Regions from separate parts of the Homo sapiens genome. Here region 1 is linked to region 2. The links are chromatin contacts, found by Hi-C or POLR2A ChIA-PET in ENCODE. All regions are on one chromosome and are shown on one strand. Each heading gives the region's core, a stretch centred on a gene start or an enhancer-like site at or near the end of the contact. The rest is flanking DNA. Distances are from core to core; before and after follow the strand shown.

What was found. A loop is a pair of places that touch in the nucleus more often than their neighbours do. ChIA-PET counts read pairs that join two places held with the same protein, here RNA polymerase II (POLR2A). Pooled maps may share reads with other maps.
Region 1: a loop to region 2 is called in a map of OCI-LY7, with 5 times the contacts of the local background. The contact joins two enhancer-like sites. A Hi-C loop is called at or near these places in 4 of 168 maps with a recorded cell type or tissue (CD4-positive, alpha-beta memory T cell, OCI-LY7, mammary epithelial cell and 1 more), 4 of 37 single-sample maps with no recorded cell type and 14 of 50 pooled maps. POLR2A ChIA-PET finds 5 or more read pairs at or near these places in 16 of 52 experiments (AG04449, B cell, BJ and 12 more).

What each region holds. Positions count from the first base shown.
Region 1 is chr6:26,470,727-26,477,967 of GRCh38, reverse strand. LOC285819 (a long non-coding RNA gene) reads left to right here. Exons shown (of 4, transcript NR_038992.1): 2 at 1-133; 3 at 487-1,816; 4 at 5,775-6,024. It also overlaps a transcript of BTN2A1 not described here and the pseudogene BTN1A1P1. Among named protein-coding and RNA genes, the nearest start is that of BTN2A1, 16 kb to the right of the region's middle. RefSeq lists enhancers at 1-1,027, 4,084-4,133. Within about 2 kb of position 3,732, at least 41 of the 41 ENCODE cell types and tissues checked have a DNase peak (open chromatin) inside an H3K27ac peak, as active enhancers do; they include OCI-LY7, where a contact is called at or near this core.
Region 2 is chr6:26,340,868-26,348,610 of GRCh38, reverse strand. No RefSeq gene overlaps it. Among named protein-coding and RNA genes, the nearest start is that of TRW-CCA3-2, 13 kb to the right of the region's middle. RefSeq lists an enhancer at 5,962-6,101. Within about 2 kb of position 6,155, at least 2 of the 41 ENCODE cell types and tissues checked have a DNase peak (open chromatin) inside an H3K27ac peak, as active enhancers do; they include OCI-LY7, where a contact is called at or near this core.

The DNA of each region.
Region 1 (7,241 bases), core at 2,483-4,982, 130 kb before region 2:
GGCAGTTTCTGACATGAATCTTCCAGTCAAACAGATTTGAATCCTAATAAAGAAAGAGGTGAGGGAGGGCTATGTTTGGGTCCAGAGTCACTTCAACTGGAGAGAAAGACAGAAACAAAAAGTCTGACCATTGGTGAGTGTTATGGTTACAGGACTATTTTTGCTTCTAAGAAACAGAGCACTGCTGTAGGAGTTGATAGGTCTCCTCAGGGGGAGGGCTGTTTGGCCTGCTAAGGGGTCTCCATTCCCCCAGGCTCCCTCTGTCACCAGCAGCCAGAGGGTGATGTTAAGAGTTGACTGTGCCCAGGCTTGTAATGCCTCGTGAGATAATCTCACAGGAAGCTGGACTCTTGGCCATCTTCCAAAGCCCCTCTCTGTGTTCCAAGGAAGTATTAGGCTTTCTTTCTTTTTTTTTTCCCCACAACTTAAAATCTCTGTGTTCATCACTAAAAGGGTATCAGCATTTTTCATTTCCACTTATTTTAGGTCTTTGGATACCTCAGAGGTTAAATCTCAGCACCCAGAGCAGTGCCCAGCCACTAACCTGCACAAGATCGAGCCAGTTTCCATTCTATAATAAAACAGAAACAAGAGTCATTGCCAGGTTAAAGAGAAAATCAGCTGGGTACGGTGGCTCACACCTGTAATCCCAGCACTTTGGGAGGCCAATGCAGGAAGATCACTTGAGCCAACTAAGGAGTTCGAGCGAGACTCCATCTCTACAAACAATTTAAAATAATAAAGAGACAGAGAGAGAAAGAAAAAAAAATCTTGTGTAATTTAAAGTAAAAGACAAAACTAAACTTCCTCCTTTGTATAGTGGTGTGAAGAAGAAGAAGAGGAAGAAGAAAAAGAGGAAGAAGAAGAAGGAGGAAAATAAAAAGACAAAACTAACATAAAAATTTCAGGAGCTTCTTTGTAAAATGAATAGAAATTCTTCAATAGGCCTCTGGGGCTGAGATGTGAGGAGGAGGAGGAAGAAAATGAGAGTGGGAAGGACGCACTGGAGGACTGTTACTATCTGAATCCTATCGCCTACAAAACATCAACTGATCAATCAGGCACAAGAAAGTGTTCTGCTTCTTTCTGTCACCTTAGAAATAACCTGGACGTCAAACATCGGTGAAAAGAAGAGAAAAAAAGGAAAATGAAATAACCTGGAAGCTCCTGATGATTTGAGATCAGATCTTTACATACTAAGAGATGGTTGCTATATCTGGGGGCCTTGAGTGAAAGGCAGCAGTGGGAGCCCAGCACCCATTTCCAGACAACTCCACAGCCCAGAGCCCAAACTCAGCAGTTATGAGTTGAATTTATTTTGTCAAACAAAAAGAGTCAAACTCTGTAAAATATTGCAAGAGATTTATTCTCAGCCAGATATGAGTGCCCAGTGGCTTGTGACACAGCCCCGAGATCCTGTGAACATGTGCCGAAGTGGTTGGGCTCCAGCTTCTTTTTATACTTTATATTTATTGAGATGTTTTAACTCTGCAGGCCAGAGAGAGAGACCTATCTGAAACCAGCTTGGGCAGCTGGAGAAGAATGAGGGTGAGCAGACATCTGGGCAAGCCGGAGTTTGGGAAAACTGCCATCTTCGACCTTTCTGGAGCAGCAAGATACTGGTGTGAGTCTGTCAGGAGCTTCAGCCTAGCTGATGAATAGACAGGAGAGAGCGATGGGCTCTACAGACCCGCTCAGCAGTTCTTTCCAACTTGGAGTGCTCTGGTCATTTGCATCTGAATCCTGCTGTGTCTTCTCTCCAGTGGAGATTTTCAAACCAGGCTGCCATCAGCACCCACTCACCACCCTAAGTTTGGTAAATGATATATAAAGCTTCAAACTGGCCCTACAACTCAAAAGGAGACATAGGAGAAGGGAGGCGTTCATGGGTTGCATATAAATGAGCACAGTTTGAAATCACTACACTAAAAAAAAATCTTTCAACTATAATAATATGTTATTTACTTTCAGCAATGAGTCAGTCAGGAATTTAGCCCAGGAAATCAACAGAAAAATAGACTCCTCCCTCCCCTGAGATGCTGCCTGCACTGGATTCATGTAAATTTAAATATAAATTTAGATTGATGTTCTTTCACCATCCTCCCCCATTATCCTTCTCTCACTTCAATCATAAATGCTCTTCTGTTTGCATCATAAATTTTTCCCCTCAATCCAGTACATTTTTCTTTTTTCCTTGTATTTATTTTATTTTATTTTAATTTTTTAGAGATGAAGTCTCACTATGTTTCCCAGTCTGATCTTGAACTTTTGGGCTCAAGTGATCCTCCCAACTCAGCCTCTCAAAGTGCTGAAATTACAGGCGTGAGCCACTATGCCCTGCTGATCCTGTACATTTTTTGAGTTCATTGTACCAATAGTTCCTCCATTAGCTTGGTTAAACATTCACAAAACAAAACAAAATGCCCCCAAATGTGACAGCTGAGTCCTTGTAGGAAAAAATCCTTAAGTGAAGCTTAGTATCCTGGGGTTCATTGCATATTCATATATACATACTTGGGGACCCATGCACTAAAAAGACAGACTCCTTTTGTTTACAATAATTCAGCCTTTGCTGTTAAGGTGATTAAGGCAAGTAGGTGTGGGTGGAGAGATAGTGACAAAGGAAGTGAACTAGAGGAATAAAGATCAAAAGATGGGAGGAGGTCACTAGGTCACAGTTAAGCAAGGGCAAGCAGGCAGGAACCAGCCCTGTTGCACTGGTGTACTTGGTCACCTGGGCAGGGTGTTGACGGGCTGTTGTGGGGATGTTGGGGACATCTAGAAAATATGGAGTTGAAAATTTACAATATACATATGAATCTTTAAGGCACATCTCTTTTTAGAACCTTTTGGAATATGTTCCTAAACATAACCAGGAGATATTTTAGGAGTCTTTTCGTCTCCTGGCTGGGGGCAGTGGCTCATGCCTGTAATCACAGCACTTTGGGAGGCCAAGGTGGGTGGATCACTTGAGGTCAGGAGTTCAGTACCAGCCTGGCCGGCCAGCCTGGCCAACATGGTGAAACCCCGTCTCTATTAAAAATACAAAAAATTTGCCAGGTGTGGTGGCGTATGCCTGTATTCCCAGCTACTCCGGAGGCTGAGGCCAGAGAATTGCTTGGCTGGGAAGGTGGATGCTGCAGTGAGCCGAGATTGTGTCACTGCACTCCAGCCTGGGCAACAGTGAGACTCTGACAAAAAAAAAAAAAAGGAGTCTTTGCTCCTTTCTGACTGTAATTAGTTCCTAAGAACATGCAGTTGGAAGGTTTCTCTATTCAGGTTGTCCCTCTTCAGCCAAATCTCAGCCTCTTCAGGTCCTTACTCTTTGCATTCTACCCTCTCCATCCTCACCCCTTTCTCTGTGCCAGTTCCCCTCTCAGCTTTTCAGTCCCTTTTCTTCCAGGCCTTGTAGCCCTGGCTCTAAGCAATTTTCCCCACTTACTCCTTAATATTCCTATCTGAAAATCATAGCCCACAAAAAAAGGTAATCAATAGTTTTCTGTTGTTAATAAAAACTTTAGACAAATTAAATTTAGCAGGGTTTAATTTGAACAAAGAACAATTTGCAAACCATCAGAACGATCGGGCAGCCATCAGAGAGGTTCAGTGAGCTCCATTCCACAAGGGAAGTGACACACAGAAACAGCTTAATTGGTTACAGCTCAGAGTTGGCCTTATTTGAACATAGTCTGATCACTTGGCTGCAGGGTTGACTGCCGCCGACTGAAGTTCGGCTACTGGGATTGGCTGAGACTCAGCTATTTGTTACAAAAGTATACTCCCATGCCTTAAGCTTTCAGTTAGTTTACATACTAAGTTAGGTTGCAGTTCATTATTTAAGGGCTCAAGAGCCATCCCTCAGGCTAAATGTATACATATCTCATACCAAATTTAGTTTAATTTAACACAATTATTTCTGCTTTAGTTAAGATTCTCTGATCCAGAATAAAGGAAAAGAAAGCATGTGCTGTACACTCGGTCCGAGAAACACTAAGAGAATCCTCTTTGTAGGAATTCGTGTTTTGATTGGCTCAGAGGTACCATTTCTCATCAGTTGCTGGGCAGAAGCCACTGGGGACGGTTAGAATGAAAACTGAAACGATATTGAATTGTACACATTGACGAAAAGTTTCAGCCCTACCTCTCAAAGTGTTTGCAGCTCTCTGTGTTTACATATTTGAATCATTAATGTGTGTGTTACGTGTACAATCAGTGTTTCTTCACATTCAGCTGTCTTTTATATCATAACAGAAATATCAGGAGAACTGAGTGGAAAAATGAAAAGATTTTAAGAAGAGAAGATAGGTATTAATTAAAATGATACTGTGGCAGTTTGCAGACATCCCCTTGCATGTAATTGTTACATGGAGGATATTATCATCTTTTGTTTTGGATATTATCATCTTTTACCACAGAGCCAAATGAAAGTATGAACATAATGAAAACTAGATCTATTGCATCTATTTTAGTACCTCCAAAATTCAGGTCTCAGATCCATTACCGAATTATAGAATTTTCTGGTATCCAGAGTTAGTGCTGTCTATAACTGCATATTTTATATTTTTCACAAAATTATTTTGGGTGTGACTGAAGCTTTCTTCACCTCTTGCTCCTTATTTGTGCCATACTGTATTTTCATGTGTATTTGTTTCTCACTCTGACAATGAAATATGTTCTAAGGTTAACCTTTGGGTAGACTGTGGGGGATGTCTTTGTAAGGGGTCCTTGCTACAAACCTTGGGACCTAGTGATAGCAGACAGGAGGCAGTCAGATGCCTAGGCAGGTAGCAATGGGTCCCCAGTGATACCCCACCTCCAAGCTGAAGACAGTTTAAAGCCTGAAAGCCAAACTACAAGGTAAATCCTCAGCCCAAATTGAGAACTTGTTGAGAACTTGTCTTCCTGTTTGGTGCACTTTCCTCTGATTGGTCCCCACCCTTCAACTACTTTCCATATACCCACACTTTCCTAATTGTTTTTTTACACTGTTGTGGCCATCTTTGAGTGGTGTCTTCACTTTAACCTTTTTTGCATACTCACAAACCATTCAGCACACACTTCCCATTCTGAGTCCATAAAACAGGCCTGGACCCAGCCACACAGGGGGAGCTTTCCTGCCTTCAGGTAGGGGTGCCAGCATCCCCTCTCTGCTGAGAGCTGTTCAGTCGCTTGATAAAATTCTTCTCAGCCCTCCTCACCCTTCAACGTCTAGTGTATCCTCATTCTTCTTGGGCATGGTACAAGAGCTCAGGAACTGCTGAACGTGGGTATAAGCTATAACACAGGTGAGCTGGGGCATGCCAGTTTAGCCAAGCGAGGCTTGGGTGGGGTGTTGCTGGCCAGAGGTCCCCTGCTTGCAAAGTGACAAATAAAAATCCTGTATCACTAGCACTTGCAACTTTAGTTGGGTCACAAATAAAATATAAAGGCCTATCATTTGTTTATGTTATAAAACAGACCCTTAAAGTAATTAAAACTCCTAGGACTTAGCTGAAACCTTGGCTGGTAGAAAATGATACTACAACAGTTTGAATTTAGGCTCTGTGGTAGAGTTGGCTGGCTGCTTGTTCAATAACAGATCTACTTTTCTCAGTAATAAAATCCCATTTTCTTATTGCAAGGTGTCCATCTCATTTGTAGACAGGGGAAGCCAAGGGACTAAGTTTGAGCCAATTGCTTGAGGGTGGAAGTTTATCAGACAGATTATTTAAGGGGAGGCTAAAACAGCTGGTAGACCCTTACACTCCCCTTACTTTCTACTTCCTCTTATCTAGAATATGGACTTTGGAGCTGGGCAGCCCTTTTGTGACCATGAGGCAACATTGAAGATGCAAGCCACATGCTAAGACAGAAGAAAATAAAGACAGAACTAAGCTGGGGCATGTATGACATTTCAAGCTCTCAGATCAGCCCTTGATGGCCACCATCCATATTTATTGACATGAAAAGAAGTCCTCATTTTGTCAAAGCCAATGATATTCAGGACTGTTATTAATAACAAAATACAATTCTTCCCTCTACCCACTACAGTGTATCATGAAACTCTTCAAACATATAGGAAAGTTGAGTATGGAATCTCTATCTCCAGCCTTGAGGTCTCACCTGGACTCTTGGTTATTCAATGGACTACTCTGCATCTCCATGTGCATCTCTAATATAGACTCCTCAACCTTAATGTATCCACAACTGAACCTTTGGTTCTGTACCACTCCCGTCTTGCTCCTTGTCTCTCCGTTTCCCCATCTCAGAAATTAACAACTTCATCTTTCCAGTTACTTTTCCTTCCTTCCTTCCTTCCTTCCTTTCCTTCCTTCCTTCTCTCTCTTTTCTTTTTTGAGAGTCTCACTCTGCCACTCAGGCTAGAGTGCAGTGGTGCACTGCAACCTCCACCTTCTGGGTTTTAGTACAGACAGGGTTTTACCATGTTGGCCAGGCTGTTCACGAACTCCTCACCTTAAGTGATCCACCTGCCTTGGCCTCCCAAAGTGCTGGGATGACGGGCGTGAGCCACCGTGCCCGGCCCATCTTTCCAGTTTCTTGGGACAAAAACCAAAGATCTACTTTTCTCCTTTGCCATATGAGGACACATTTAAAAGGCTGTGAACAAGGATGCAGGCTCTTACCAGTTACCAAACTGCTGGTGCCTTGGTCTTACATTTCCCAGCCCCCAGAGTGCAAGAAAAAAAATTTTGGTTGTTTATAAACGACTCAGTCTTGGTATATTTGTCATAGCTGTCTGGGCAGACTAAAACATGCACATAAACAACCCTGTTTTCTGCCTTAACAAATCAGGTATTTAAATATATGTTCCTGATTCTTCCCATAATGTGTCATTTGTAATTTCAGTAATATAATTTCAGACTGTTTAAAAAGCTTTTTGTTCAACCCAGTTTTACAACTGGATTACTGAGTTGTCTAAAATCCAAAACACTATCATTTAAGCCAGCATTTTAGATGCCTGATCGTTTCAGTCAGGGTTCTCCAGAGAGACAGAACCAATAGGGGATACAGACATGAGAGGGCATTTATTAAGGGAATTGACTCATGCAATTATGTAGCCTGAGAAATCCCATGACGGGCCATCTGCAAGCTGGAGACCCTGAGATTCTGGCAGCATGGCTCAGTCAAAGTGTGACAGCCTCAGAACCAAGCTGATGGCGTAACTCAGTCCAAAGACCCAAGGCCTGAGAACCTCAGGGCCACTGGTATAAGTCCCAAAGACCAAAGGCCGGAGAGCCTGG
Region 2 (7,743 bases), core at 4,906-7,405:
ACTCTTGGGCTCAAGCAATCTTCTCAGCCTCCTAAGTAGTTGGGACTACAAGGCACACCACCAACCCGGCTAATTTTTATTTTTATTTTGTAGAGACAGGGTCTTGCCCAGGCTTGTCTTGAACTCCTGGCCTCAAGAGGCCTCTGCCTTGGCCTCCAGAAACATTGAGATTACAGGTGTGAGCCATTGTGCCCAGCCTCACACATAAGCATTTTAGAATGAATCTCTGGTAAGCTTTTTTTCATAACCACAGTGCTTTTATCATGTTTAGTAAAATTAATACTGCATTTTCTTCAAATCGTCTAAACCCAGTCTTACACAAGTTTCCCCAATTGTCTCAAAAATGTATTTTTATAATTGATTTGTTCAAATGAGGGCCTTAATACAGGCAGATCATTGCAATTTAATGCAGGTAACAGACGGTGTAGGGGATGAGAATGAAACTAATTTTTATCAACTGCTAATTATTGGCTTTTTTACAGCCACTATACTTGTGTTTTATATATGCATGATCTCATTTAATCCTCAGAACATCACTTTTAAACAGTTAGTGCTGAGCTTACATTACCCACACGACAGGTTCCATCGCTTGGCAGGTGTCAGTCCAATGACTGCAACCACGGAGGATTTAACAAAGGTATTTGATTACTTGCAACAAGTAAAGAGAACATTGGAGTAGTTCCCAAAGCAGTGCCTCCTGGAACAAAGGTGAAAGTGGGGCCTTTATTGTGCTGTTCAGCTGAGTCATTGTATGTAAAAGTGGGATAAAGTCAGCGCAGGTGCAGCCGTTGATCATGTTTCTTCATACATCACATATACAAAAAATGACGAATAGGCTCCCGTCTTGGTTTTAGTATGGTAATATGGAAAGTTCAAAAAAGTTCTTCTCCAACTCAGGCATCTCTGGATCCAATTGGTTTTTGTTTTGCAGGGGCTGGGGTTGTTCCTGGAAACTTTTTGAAATAACAAAAACTCAAGGTGCAACAGTTACAAGTGGGTAGTTTTTCTGCAGTGACCTGGGGATCCTGGGTTACACTTATCCCACAGATGAGGCTCAGAGAAATTAAGTATCCGGCCCAGGTCACTTAGAGATGAACAGATTGCTGATATTTAAAGCCAGATGTGTCTCATACTGAAGTTTCTGTTCATAACTGCTGTGTTGTGCACGATAATAGAGAAAATAGTGAACTACTTCTCAGACTATAGAAATTATAAAATAAATACTTCATGAAGAAAAACATTTTGACTTTATGAAAGTAATGCTGGAAGGAGTTATGCCGCTTGCTATTTGCGAGTGTGGGGACCAAGGCTTTTCTTTTGGCCCTCTGAAGTTTCACTGAAAAAGTGACTCACAAAAGGCAAATTAGTTGGAGAAAAGGCATACAAATTTACTTAATGTGTATGTACAGGAGCCTTCAGAATGAAGGCTCAACCCCTCAATGAGTATAGAGACTTGTATATCATCTTGAGGTTACAGAAAGAATGGGGGCTAGGATCCTGGCAAAACAGGTTGTGGAAGCAGGATGAAGAGGAATTCTGTTGAGGGGCAATAAATAATTTCTAGGGAGAATCCAATGGGTTTGAAGAACATACAGTGGTGTGGGGCAAAGTCTGTTGGGCCCGCAGAGTGGACAATGGTTTTTGACAAAAATCTGTTCAGATTTCTGGACAGACTTTAGTCTTCCTTTCTGCTATATTGTTACTGGGGGTCCCAGTTACTCCTAAAGGGGCTCTTTTCTGTGTGGTGTCCAGAAACCAATACACAAAACCAAGTGTCAAGCAGTGTAGGCTTTATCTAATGACCGTGGAGTTGGAGAAGTGGGAGTATAGCTTGCAAATAACTTTCCAGCCCCTGAGAACTGGGAAGTCACAGATGTACGGTATCTTACTTAGTAAAGGGGTGGGCATTAAGAGCAAGGGAAGGAATATTCCTGCTTTTTCTTGAGAAGGGACGAAGATTTTCTTGGAATCAAGGAGCCTCCTCTTTTTTGTCCTTTTTCAGTCTCTTCCAGTCATTATCATGGTGATTGTCAACTGTCATGGTGCAAGTGCGAATGTCATTTAGCATGGAAACTGGATTAGAATGAAGCTAGAGGTTTTTCAGGGGATGAATAAGCTGCCTAAGAAGAAATCTATGATCACAGACATCCTGTTTCCCAAAATTAAGCAGAGTTAAGCTGAGTAGGAATTTACTTCGTATATCACATATGCCTTGCATTGGGCAACAAAAGCAGAATAGGGGTCCAGCTAAGTCATGTAGGCATTGCAAGGGCAACAAATTCCCTTTTTAAATGTTCACGCCTCATTCTTGAGGGGTGCTGAAGGGCAAAGTCTATTTTCTGTAGCTTCTTTATGCTGAGTTTGGGCATAGGCAAGCATCCTGTTAAAGGAGTGAAACTCTTCCTGGTCATTTTCAGATAGGTTTGATTCTCTCCTGGCTATAGGCTTAGCTGTTGGTACCCCTGAGTAGCCCAACATTTGAATGTTTATGGCTTTTAGGCTTTTTGCAACAAACTTGGTGACAGAGTTCAGAAGTCAGGGACCAAAAATTAAAAGGGTTACTGCTGTGAACAATTACTGAGACAATGGGGCTTAGTCATGGTCCCAACCACCCTAATTAATCATTAGCTATCCTGCCTAGGATGGGTGAAGAGGGGTCTCCCTTTGTCTTGTCCAGTATAGCTATATTTTGATAACAGATTTCTAAGTTTTCTTCAACTTGGCCTGAGGTATTTATATAGAAGCAATATTCCTCTCTTAACATGGTACATGTGCCCCTGCCTCTGCTGTGAGTACATCTAGGGTCGTTCGGTTTTGCAGCACTGAAGTAGGGAGTTCAAGGCTGTCTGTTGAGCATCCAGAGTATTGACTGTAGCTTTCTGTGGTTGTTGAATAAGGATTGAGATGTTTTTAATGGACTTCTTTAGGTCACCTATCCCTAGACACCAGAAAATGCTATAGGGAGTGCCCTATACCACTTCTACTAATAATTAGATTAGAGGTAGCTAAGGGCCCAAAGTGGAGTTGGTCTGGATCATATAGGCTCCTTTCTCCACAGCCTTGGATCCTGTGATATTTAAAGCAGTGGAAAGGAATACCCTAAGGTTAAATACTTTCCCTGAGGACCCTAGATGAGATGTATTGATGCAAACTCCCTTCTAACAACGAGAGATAGTAATAAAGAGGGTTATGCCACATGACCGAAGGTTTCCAGTTCCTTTTAAAGACACTGCAGGTTGCGGGTGGTGGCTCATGCCTGTAATCTCAGCACTTTGGGAGGCCGAGGCAGGAGGATCACTTGAGCTCAGCAGTTAAAGACCAGCCTGGGCAACATAGTAAGACTCCATCTCTATCTTAGGAAAGAAAAAGAGAGAGAGGAGAAACGGAAGAAAAGAAAGGAAGGAAGGAAGGAAGGAAGGGGAGAAAGAACAGATGTTGCAGTGGTAAGCCCTTGTAACCAGGCATGGAAGTGGGAGGCATGTAACCCTATGGACCCCAGTTCTATTTCAGGGTCCCATGCATCCTGGGGTCAACATTTGAGGACATGCCCTGAAAAACAATCATTAATAATTGTATTTGTGCTTCTGCTTTTGGTGGCCCCTGCAGTGAACAATCGCCACCTGGCTTGTTCTCTTATGGGCTGGTTCTCTTATTTAAAGTCCAATAGCTTTAAAAATGACAGCACCATTCTGACCTGCTTGTTATCAGATGTTAACATGCCCCTTTCCTTCCAAACAGCTCCATGTGTGTAGCATACAGTAGGCATACTTGGAATCTGTGTATACGCTGATAATTTTTCCTTCCCCCAACTCCAGCAGCCGGGTTAGTGCAATAAGTTCTGCTTTGTGAAGAGCATCCCATAGCGAGGGCATGGGCCTCTATAACTTTAGTGAGATAGGAGATAGCATAACTTGTCCTCCTTTGTCCTCCTTGCATACAGCTACTCTCTTCAGTCAACCATTCGGCTTCTGCATTTTCTTTTTTCTTTTCTTTTTTTTTTTTTTTTTAGACGGAGTCTCGCTCTGTCACCCAGGCTGGAGCGCAGTGGCATGATCTTGGCTCACTGCAACCTCCACCTCTCGGGTTCAAGCAATTCTCCTGCCTCAGCCTCCCAAGTGGCTGGGACTACAGGTGCCCACCACCACACCCAGCGAATTTTTTTGTATTTTTAGTAGAGATCGGGTTTCACCATATTGTCCAGGCTGGTCTTGAACTCCTGACCTTGTGATCCGCCTGCCTCAGCCTCCCAAAGTGCTGGGATTACAGGTATGAGCCACCGCGCCCGGCTGGCTTCTGCATCTTCAATGGGCTAGTCTACTGGAGTATACTTCTTCCATCACTTCTAGACAGTTGTGGAATAAATGCCCATCCTTAGATGGAAAGAGGGTGGTAGGGTTCTAATTATTACACACCTTTAAAATTATATGGGAGTTATCAATAAGCATTACCTGTAACTAGAGGGTCCTGCCCGGGGATTGCCATTCTGCCTCCCTTTCTTTTATGAGAGTTTGGGTATGGTGAGGAGTCCAGATGGTTAAGGGCTGTCCAAAGGTTAGCTTCTCTGTCTCCTTCAGGAGGAGGGCTGTAGCTGCCACTGACCAGAGGCAAGATGGCTTGCCTTTAGCAACCAGGTCCAGTTGCTTAGAAAAGTAGACTCGAGGCAGAGAGGCTAGTGTTTAATACCCCTAGGGATATTCCTTCTCTTCTCATGGATATAAGGATGGAAGGGTTTGCTTACAGCTGATAGGGCTGATGCTGGGGCTCTCATAAGCTGGGTCTTAACCACTTGGACTGCTTGGTTGCATTCTACCATCCATTTAAAAGGGCCCATGTCCTTTCCTTTTGATTGTTTATATGAGGGGTGGGCAATGAGGCCAAAATTAGGAATCCAGAGGTGGCAGAACCAGGCCATTCCCAGGAACTCTCAGAGTTGCTTCTGGGTCCCTGGTGCTTATAGTTGGCATATTACCTCCCATCTGTCTTGGAACAAACGTTGTTCTCCTTCTAGGAGGGACCCCAAATAGGTAACCTGCTGCTGATAAATCTGTGCTTTTCCCTGGGAGACCTTATAACTTCCCTTTCTGCTAAGAAGTTGAAGACTAGCATGGTATTCTGATCTGAAATTTGTTTGGAGGGGCTGGAAATAAGACCCCCTCAGGATCTCTTTCTAGTCATTTAGAATGAGCCTTCCAGTTATAAGGATCTGAAATTGTGAAGGGCACATGTACAGTAACCATCCCTCCTTCCCTATTGGAGACCTGCTGGAGGGGAGAGGTAAGATGACTTACCCTGGGTACTGTCCCGGCTGACTCCCTGAGAGGAGTCCAAGGATGATTGGTGGAAAGAGGGTGTGTTGCCTGCAGGTAGGGGCTATTGTCCCCATTTGACAGATGAGAAGGCTGCTTAAAACCCTCCCTAACCACTTCCCTGTCCCCTGCCCCTCTTTATCCTACTTCCATGCCTATGCTTAATTTTTCTCCATAACATTTAAGTCATCATCTGACATTACGTGTTACTTATTTTCTCTCTGTACCATTAGCAAGCCGACTCCTTGAGAACGCACTTCTGTTAAGTTTTGTGTGCTGCTCTGTCCCTTTGCCTCTGTGTCTGAGCTCTGACATGCTCAGACAGCATGCTTTTTGGTGACATGCTATTCAGAGATCTGAGAATTAACATAGAAATGGATTTAAAGAGACCATGAAATGTAGCTCACACATGGTGGCTCATGCCTGTAGTCCCAGCTACTATAGAGGCTGAGGTGGGAGGAACCACTTGAGCCCGGGAGGTTGGAGCTGCAGTGAGCTGTGATTGTGTCACCGCATTCCAGCCTGGGCAACAGAGCCTTGGTTTTTGAGACTCTGTCTCAAAAAACAAGGCCGGGCTTGGTGGCTCATGCCTGTAATCCCAGCACTTTGAGGGACCGAGGTGGCTGGATCACTTGAGGCCAGGAGTTCAAGACCAACTTGGCCAACATGGTGAAACCCTGTCTTTACTAAAAATATAAAAAATTAGCCAGGCATGGTGACGCATGCTTGCAATCCCAGCTACTTAGGAGGCTGAGGCACGAGAATCGCTTGAACTGGGGAGGCAGAGGTTACAGTGAGCCAAGACAGCACCATTGCACTTCAGCCTGGGTGACAGGAGTGAAACTCTGTGTCAAAACCAAACCAAAACAAAACAAAAAACCACTAAACTAAAACGTAGTAAATGTTCATTAGTCTGTACACTTGCCCCAATGTTTCTCTTTATTTTGTCATATATAAAGTATGTTTTGTTAAAAATAACATTTCAGGTTGAAAATAATACGTGGACAGCAATTACTGCTTACCGCTTAATTGGGTTGTTACTGTGAGGGAAACATGAGCCAGTATCTGTGACACACTGTAAAATGTAAAGTACTCTACAACTGTCGCTAACTGCTGTCCAGAGAACTGTTTTTCCCCTTCAGTAACTTGCTTTCCCTCCTCCCCTGCTCCTTTCACCTCTCATTCCTCCTTCTTTCCCTCGTACTCCACTCTTCTCCTCCTTCCCGTTCCTCCCTCTCTCCTCTCCCTCCTCCCACTCCTCACCTTTTCTCTGCTCTCTCTTTCCTCCCACAAGTCCTCCTCGTCTCCTCCTCGTTCCCTCACTCTATCATCTCTTCCTCTCCCTCCCTCCTTCTCTCTCTTCCTCTCCATCCCTCCTTCTCTCTCTTCCTCTCCATCCCTCCCTGCCCGTCCCCTTTCCTCCCGCCCCAGCTTTTTCCCTCCTCCCGCCTCTTCGAACTCGTCTCAGGTGTCTCTCTCTTTCTCTAGGCTTCGCCGCCCCCTCATGGCGGATATGCATCACTGCCTGTGCCGTGGGCCTGAGAAAGTCTCACCCTCTCAACCCCTGTCAATGGAGCGGCCTATAGATGGCAAGCTGAGGGCTGTGCACAGCAGGGAACCTCAAAAGCTGAAATGCACGTTTTGCTCCTAGAGGCGTTGCCAGGCGTGGTGGCTCACGCCTGTAATCCCAACACTTTGGGAGGCCGAGGCGGGCTGATCGCGAGCTCAGGAGTTCGAGATCAGCCTGACCAATAAAAACACAAAAATTAGCCGGGCATGATGGTGCGCGCCTGTACGTTTATATGAATGCAAACTGAGCTTTATTTCCATCCTCTGCCCCTTCCCGCTTAATGGCATATCCTTCATCTTAGTCAAACCAGGCTACTCCTGAGTCAATAATGGTCTTCGTCCTAGTCAATTCAGGGCTTTATTAATTAATTTTGGGCCTCTCCTTTTCCTCAGATGGTATCTCAGTTTGGACATGAAGAGAAGACCGCTCCTGTGTCCACGCATGGAGAAGAACCGCTGGCCCTCCCTGGTCGTCTGTCCACTAGGGCATCTGCCTCTGCGTTCTTGTGCCCTGGTTTCTGAGTGCAGAACCACTAAAATCCTGGCTTCTTTCCTCAGCATCCTGGCGAGGTATCCTCAGCCTCTGAACCCGTCAGCCACATTCACACCCAGAGGAACCAGGAAGCATCCACAGCTTCCCCTACACCCTACAGCTCTGCCTCAGGTCCTCCCAAAGCTATATCCAAATAAGGTTACATTCTGAGGTACTAGGATTAGGATTTCAACATATGAATTTTGGGGGACACAAAACTGAATCCATAAAAAGGTGGTTGGGGTCCTTTTAGAAAACATGTTCCAAAAGTCCACGTATCTACGAATTTTTAAAAACTAGAAGATGATTTTGAATTGAGCCTGCTATTAAGAGAGA